3 separate regions of the Homo sapiens genome follow, and regions 1 and 3 are each linked to region 2. A link is a loop called in an ENCODE intact Hi-C map of the cell type or tissue named here. Cell type or tissue: B cell. All regions are shown on one strand.

Region 1 (2,500 bases), 73 kb before region 2:
TGCACTATGATGAAAACAGCAGATAAGACACAACAAAAAAAATTATAAGTAATGTATAAGGTTTTAATTTTCAGAGTTAAAATGAGAGGCCTACTCTGCCAAACATTACTATGATTTTATATATTAGTTAATCATCACTAAAAACCCAAAAACTATACAATTTTCTATATTTTATACTCCCAAAATAAGACCAAATCACTACTCTCCACCAAAATAAAAAAAAAAAACCATAAGACAACACAAAAATCACATCCAACCCTTAAACAAACCTCAAATCCTTCAAATCAAGACTACACTATCCCTCTGAGTCAGGTCAGAGTCCCAATACCAACATAATTGACAAATACAATTTATCACTTTATCATCTGATCCCCAAAGGGAATGATGATCTATAGTTATATCAGGAAGCCATGACTAGAAAATACTCTATGGCTTAGATGTAAGACTTTCCATTAAAAACAAAAACAAAACAGTACTCATTTTCACAAATCATAAGCCAAGTTTATATAGGCTGTAAAATAAAGCCGTTTCCAAAGTAAGTATAATTAAAGAAATAATTTTTTGCCAAATGAATCTTACACTAAAGAATCACAAATTCATCAAAAAATATGAAGCAGAGGGGGTTCATTAAAATACAGAACTTCTAGATCATTCAAGATCTAATATAGTATGAACCCCCTTTTAAGAAAATTGCATAGAAAATGAGATTACAAGGAAACTCATCAAAATGTAACAGTGGTTATAAAGACATATACATGAACCTTTTCCAAGCACATTCAATTTTTTGTTTGTTTGTTTGTTTGTTTTGAGACGGAGTTTCGCTCTTGTTGCCCAGGCTGGGGTGCAATGGCAGGATCCTGGCTCACCACAACCTCCGCCTCCCAGGTTCAAGCGATTCTTCTGCCTCAGCCTTCCAAGTAGCTGGGATTACAAGCATGAGCCACCATGACCAGTTAATTTTGTATTTTTAGTGGAGACAGGGTTTCTCTATGTTGGTCAGGCTGGTCTCGAACTCCCGGCCTCAGGTGATCCGCCCACCTTGGCCTCCCAAAATGCTGGGATTACAGGCGTGAGCCACCGCGCCCGGCCTCTTTTCCCAGCATATTCTTAAGGCTCACTACTTTCTGAAGCAGAAGGAAAGAAACCATTTTATGAAAATCTAGTTTACTGACTTCCTAATAATTTTTCTACAATTCTGATCTTAACACTAGCACTTTTGTGTCCTTTCTCTTGCCTCAGAAATCCAAAGTGCACCTGTCTTTCTCAAATCATCCAGATTTATTTATATAGTAAAGCCAAATTCCCACCTCACACCCCTCCCCCGCCTTTTTTTTTTTTTTAAAGAGATAGGTTTTCACTATGTTTCCCAGGCTGGTCTCAAATTCCTAGGCTCAAGCAGTCCTCCTGCCTCAGCCTTCCAAGTAGCTGGGATTACAGGCGTACCACCACAAGCAGCCACTGGGGGCCCTTTAAAAATCTAAGAAAACCTTTTGCTTAAATTTCCATAGTGGTTTTATCAGCACCTCCTATGGCATGAGTCATTTTCTACCTCATATGCAATCATCTGTGTACTTGTTTTATTTCCTTTTCTACAATGTATTGTTCCTGGGGACAGTTTTTGCCTTCTTAGTCACTGTATCCCTCTAAATATTTGCATATAGTGTTAAATAATATATATGTTTGAAAAAAGTGAGTATCACAGAATTGGACTCTCTTTGAAACTAGGAACACTGACATGCTAATTTCTCCTTTACAACAAAAGGCTTTCCTAAGAATGATGGGAGAGGCCAAAACAAAACCAAATATTCAAAACTTCTATCAGTTAAGAAAACAAGGCTGGGCGTGGTGGCTCATGCCTGTAATCCCAGCACTTTGAGAGGTCAAGGTGGGCAGATTACTTGAGGCCAGGAGTTTAAGACCAGTCTGGCCAACATGGTGAAATCCCATCTACTAAAAGTACAAACATTAGGCTGGGCACGGTGGCTCACGCCTGTAATCCCAGTACTCTGGGAGGCCGAGGTGGGCGGATCACGAGGTCAGGAGATCGAGCTCACGGTGAAACCCCGTCTCTACTAAAAATACAAAAAATCAGCCGGGCGCGGTGGCGGGTGCCTGTAGTCCCAGCTACTCGGGAGGCTGAAGCAGGAGAATGGCGTGAACCCGGGAGGCGGAGCTTGCAGTGAGCTGAGATCGCGTCACTGCACTCCAGCCTGGGTGACAGAGCGAGACTCCGTCTCAAAAAACAAAACAAAACAAAAGTACAAACATTAGGCGGGCATAGTGATGGGCTCCTGTAGTCTCAGCTACTTGGGAGGGAGGTTGAGGCAGGAGAACTGCTTGAATCCGGGAGGCAGAGGTTGCAGTGAGTTGAGATCACGCCACTGCACTCCAACCTGAGCGACAGAGTGAGGCTGTCTCCAAAAAAAAAAAAAAAAAAAATACCACCTACCATATAAGGAAGAAAGTGGAAAAAAAAAACCCACTTCACAGGTGATTCTTA
Region 2 (2,500 bases):
CTAACCTAGAGCTAAGATGTCTTTGTAGCTTGGTGGGAACGCGGCTCTTCCATGGGAATGAGACACAGATGATCTGAAGACATATCTCCTGAGCATACCTCTTATGATAAATGCCCACATGCCTCCATCTGACATCAGCTTTGTCTGCCATGCTCAGGCCACCTGGCTCTAGAAATAAAAGATGGGAACGTCCCTGATCCTGAATGTTAAACCTGGAAAATCTCCTCCTGCCAGAGATGTAGCTAGCATTCCATATTTAAACTATCTTTAAAGATTTTAATGTTGACAATAGTAACAACAACTGGTATCTATTGATTCTTTACTCCTTTGTCCCCTATCATTGTACCATCCCCATTTTACAGAAATCAAAGCACAGAGGGGTTAAGTAACTTGCCCAAAGCCACACAGAGAGTAAGTAATGGAGTTGATATTTGACCCCAAGTAATCTGATTCCAGAGATTATATTTTACCTCCAATTATGACTCCAACAGTTTTCATATTATTTTGAGAATTCTGAGAATTATTCTCAGAATAATATATATATGTGTATATATTATATATACATATATATATATATATATGCCAGACTATGTATATAATGTATATATGTATATAATGGAACCACTACGCCTAGTAAATTGTTTTTTTTAAGGTCCCAAGAGACATAGGAGAGAAACTATTGGTTACTGGACATTCACCAAGTGTCAGTCATAGTTCTAAGCGCTTGTACATGAATCAGCTCAGTAATCTTAAAACCAAAACCAGAACCAAACAAACCGCCGCCCACCCCCTGGGGAGAGTGCAGTGATTCTCACTCATCAGATGAGACAAAGGAAGCCCAGAGAGGTTCCATAACTTGCTTGAGATCCTACAGCTAGGTGGCAAATCCAGGGCTCAGAGCCAGCCCATTTGGCCCGTGAGCAGCATTCTTCACCACCAAGCACACCCCACTGCCAGTCTTTAACCCAGTTATTCATTCAGTCCTCACAGCACATGATCGACAGGAGTCATTTCCTACCCACTTGCTTTTCTCGGGTTAGATGGGGTAACTGACGCTGATAAAGTTTAAATATTAGGTTGGAGCAAAAGTAATTGTGGCTTTGCCATTTTAATGGCAAAACCCGAATAATTTGCTTAGTGCCATTCAATGACTTGGGGCTGGCTAGCCAGGGAGCCAAAGCGTGTTGCATCTGTTTTCACTTCCCCAGGCCTTAGTGGTGCGGTCTAAGGCTCGCCCTCTGCCACACATCCTCCTCTCCCTCCTCCCGGCAGCTCCTCCTCCTCCTCGTCCACCTCCACCTCCTCCTCCACCCCCTCTCCCTCCACCTCCTCCTCTCCCTCCTCCTTTTCCCCCCGTACCCCTCCGCCCCCCGGGGCCCTGCCCTGCGGGTCTCACCTGCCGCTCGGCGGGGTCCCGGCGGGGGCCGGACAGCGCCACCTGGCGGCAGGTGGACGCCCGCGCAGCGCATGCTAATGAGCCCGCGTCGTCGCTCGCGGATTGGCTGGCGCGGATTCCAGCTGCTTTCCAAGTTGGAGGCGCCTAGTGAGGGTCAGGGAGGCCCGGCCCGCGCCCTCCCCGCCCAGCCGCCTCCCCGTCGACCACCCAGGGCTGGGGCGAGCCAGGCTGCCTTTCGAACTTGGGGGCTTCTCCTCTTGTCTCCCACTGGTGCTCTGGCCGTGAATCCATCCAGGCGCCAGGAGATGACAATCCGGTACCAAGGCCGGCAGTACAGGCTGAGGATGGCATTTCTCCAAAAGGTAACCCTGGCCCCTTACCTGGGCCCTGGAGTGCCGGGGACCACATCTGGGAAGCGTCCGAGGACACGTGGGGCAGGAGTGGAGGGCACCCCTTTGGGTCGATTTGTGCAGCTCGATTTCATTAAGTGACTGGTGTGAGTTGTGATAAAGACAATTCCGTTTAGGTTTCCAAGCTGCGTCCTGGGCCTGGAGACTGAGACAGAGATCCACGGACTGCAGTGCAGGCAGCCCACCCCAGATCCGAGTCATATAAGGTAACCCAGACAACCACCTACGAATTTAAAGCTCCTATAAGTTGCCCTTTCTGCATCCGAAGTGTGATATTTGAAAGTTAAAAACGTTATCTTACATACATAGATCTTAAAACGTATCTTACACCACAACCTACTCACAGATGCAAAGGCAGTGGTCATGGTCTTCCATTGCTTGGGGTCCTGGGGCCGGGTTTGAGGCTGAATGTCAGGGTTTCCTTTGCCATAACCTCATTCTGCACCACGTGCTGTCAGCCAGGCAGCCAATGTGGACTTGGAGGCTGGCATCTGCTGGGCACTGCTCGAGGTACCAGGGACACAGTGATGAGCAAAACGAGCATGGCCCCTGCCCTCAAAGTCCCTTGAGGCTAAATGGCCCACCCAAGGGCAGCTTAACAGTGCCCAGCCTTGGGGGATGTGGGCTGATGGAGGACTGGGCCCACCACAAGGTACCTTAGGGTGCCCCCAGTCAAATATATCTACTTTTTTTT
Region 3 (2,500 bases), 320 kb before region 2:
CCACCTCCCTCGGCCCCCAGACCCTGCCCATCCATCTCCCAAACCTCTGTTACCACCACATGCCCACGAGACCACCAAGAGCTTCGGCCATTCTTGAGGCCCTGGCCACAGGGATTTTTTTCTCAATCCCATTCCTGTCTCTGCTAAAAGCCTCACAGCAGCTGCAGGATAACGTGCACATTCCTGGCAAGGGCTCATGAGGCCCTGCCCCGGTGGGCACCCACTCTCAACCCCATGCTCCACTCTGAGCCCCGGCCCCATGTCTTCTGTTGCTGGCCTCCTATCCAAGAGGGTGAGTCCCCCAGGACCGTGGCTGTGCCTGAGTCCTCTCTAGATCCAAAGGCTCACCAGGGCTCTGCAGCTATTTGGCTAGTTCATGCCTAATGAACGAGTGAATGGGCCTGGAGGATTATGGTGGGGAAATGCCGCCTGGGACAACTAAGGGCAGGGGTGGGGTTCCCTTGTGGGGGCAGGACCAACTCCCTACCCTGGACTTTGTTGGGGGTGGAGCACCAGGGAGAGCCACAGCTGCCTCTTGAATAAAGCTCCGTGGCAGGGAACGTGGTATTATTGCACTCATTGCACAGGGGAGGAAACTGAACCAGAGACGCAAAGTGACTTGTGGAGGTCACATAGTGAATTAGGGCCACAAGTGGGGCCAGGGAGCAGCCTGTCTCTGGCCAATGTCCTAGTTCCCCCCTGGGTAAGTCCCCTGCCCTCATCACCTGTGCCCCTCCCCCCATATGCCACTGCAACTGGGAACCTGCTGGGAGCTGGAGGAAGGATGGGCAGAGGGGCCACCTGGCAGGCGCCCTGGCAGCCGGGGTGATCTGTCTTCTCAGGAGATGTCAGGACCTGGGCAGTCTCCTTCCTCTTTGGTCCTGGGGCCTGGGGTGGTGGCCCTTGGGCAGACCTACAGAGGCCTGGCTCATAGGTAAGGGGCTGCCGCACCTCCGCCCTATTCAACATACACTCTCTGTGCACTCTGTCTGAGCCAGACCCTGGGCCAGATGCGAGGTTCAAAGAGCAAGGCCATTCCCCCACCTCCAGGGGCTCCGCTCAGACGGGCAGGCACCGTCCCACCGTCACTAGGACAGAGAATGTGGAGAGGCCGGGAAGTGCGCCACCGGGAGCCTGCGCAGGAAACGGAGGGGCGCTGCGGGGGAAGAGCGCTGGCATCCAGCCACCCATCCCAGAGAAGCTGCCTGGCTGGCTGGCAGGGGCGCGAAACAGGAACCAGCCGCGGTCTCCAGCCCCGCCCGCCGGGTGCCGTTTTCCACCCTGGCCACAAGGCGGCGGGCTGCCGCTGCAGGAGCCAGAGTGAAGGCGGCGCAGACCCAGGGAAGCCAAACGAGGATGACCCAGTCTGGGTGGACCCCCTGCTGCTGCCAAGCGCTTCGAAGCCTTAATTCATTTAAGGCTCACAACCCTAATCCTTAGGTATTGTGCTTACACCAGAGGACGCTGGGCCTGGGGGGGGAGGGGGTGGTCCTCGCTTGTAAGTTAAGTGGCTGTCAGCAGCTGGCAGCTGCCCCAGCAAAATCCAGTTCCCCTTTCCCTAGTCTCAAAACCTGAGCTCTGCATTGTAACGAGACAGGCGGAGGGAACACCCAGCAGCGGGCCTACGGAGGCGTGTCTCCTTCGTCTGGGCATCCCGGACTCAGTCCTGGCACATGGTGGGCATCAGTGTTCATGGTAATGACATCAGGCACAGCGAAATAAATCAGAGGCTCCCAAGGTTCAGAGGTCATCTGTCCATCCCCTCCCTTTGTGCTAAAGAACAAACCGAGACCCTGAGAGAGGAAGAGAGCTGCCTCTAGATCATCACACGGCCGGTGGCAGATGGCAGAACGGTTCTAAGCATCCTTTTCTCCCCCTCGGGCTGCCCCTCCCTGAAAAGTTCCTAAAGTTCAAAATGTCAGAGTCCCCCAGAGTGTTCTGAGGATGCAAGAGTGTTTGTAAAACGTGCTCTATTTTCGATTTCCCAGATTAACACAACTGGATTCTGAAGAGGGGAAAAAACAACCTCACTTAACACGTCTTTCTGAAACAAACCCATCAGGAGTTCTTTTAAAAAAAAAAAAAAAAAAAAAAGGAACTGAAATGCTGGAAGCACCCTCAAAGGGAAGCAGACGCCTGACTTTCACATCCACCCTCTCATCTGACTCCAGGCTCCTTGAGCTGGCGGCAGGCCCGCAATCCCCCGTTCCGTGCCCAGATGCACTTCGGAATATAGAACAGCTGGGACTTGGAAAGATAATATGTGGCACCCACCTGCTGTAGGTTACATAACCTCCCAGCAGGGCTTGGGGCAGCAGCCGGCCATCGAGCTTATTTGCATTTCTGCAGCAAAACATGAATATTCACACAAGTGCGATAAATAAAGACCATCAACAGCCTCATATCAGTTCAAGCGCAATTTTGCCACCAATTTGATTACGAAAAATCTTTCGGGCTTCCAGGGAGCTTTGGAGCCTGGAAATTGCAGATGAGGGATGGG

What was found. Peaks named below come from ENCODE experiments on the same cell type or tissue, not always from the same donor. Only the 100,000 strongest peaks of a DNase experiment are listed, where the experiment ranks them.
Region 1: a loop joins it to region 2, with 11 times the contacts of the local background. A loop is called at or near these places in 14 of 110 quality-filtered maps.
Region 3: a loop joins it to region 2, with 5 times the contacts of the local background. A loop is called at or near these places in 4 of 110 quality-filtered maps.

Annotation. Positions count from the first base shown.
Region 1 is chr17:65,025,989-65,028,488 of GRCh38, forward strand. All of the region lies in intron 2 of GNA13 (G protein subunit alpha 13), which reads right to left. Among named protein-coding and RNA genes, the nearest start is that of GNA13, 30 kb to the right of the region's middle. RefSeq lists an enhancer at 1,699-2,500. In B cell, CTCF peaks have their summits at 1,445 and 1,644; a DNase peak (open chromatin) is centred at 1,503; H3K27ac peaks cover 1,330 bases.
Region 2 is chr17:65,099,285-65,101,784 of GRCh38, forward strand. It overlaps LOC105371864 (a long non-coding RNA gene), which reads right to left and starts at 1,428. Exons shown (of 3, transcript XR_934923.2): 1 at 1,397-1,428. It overlaps LOC100507002 (a long non-coding RNA gene), which reads left to right and starts at 1,528. Exons shown (of 3, transcript NR_110801.1): 1 at 1,528-1,758; 2 at 1,923-2,012. RefSeq lists a silencer at 1,295-1,624. In B cell, CTCF peaks have their summits at 1,466 (motif pointing left) and 1,669; DNase peaks (open chromatin) are centred at 877 and 1,327; H3K4me3 peaks cover 1,334 bases; H3K27ac peaks cover 1,237 bases.
Region 3 is chr17:64,775,735-64,778,234 of GRCh38, forward strand. It overlaps the pseudogene ARHGAP27P1-BPTFP1-KPNA2P3 and the pseudogene ARHGAP27P1. Among named protein-coding and RNA genes, the nearest start is that of MIR6080, 3.8 kb to the right of the region's middle. RefSeq lists an enhancer at 2,064-2,500. In B cell, CTCF peaks have their summits at 1,307 (motif pointing right) and 1,513; DNase peaks (open chromatin) are centred at 417, 1,307, 1,837 and 2,077; H3K4me3 peaks cover 1,530 bases; H3K27ac peaks cover 284 bases; H3K27me3 peaks cover 345 bases.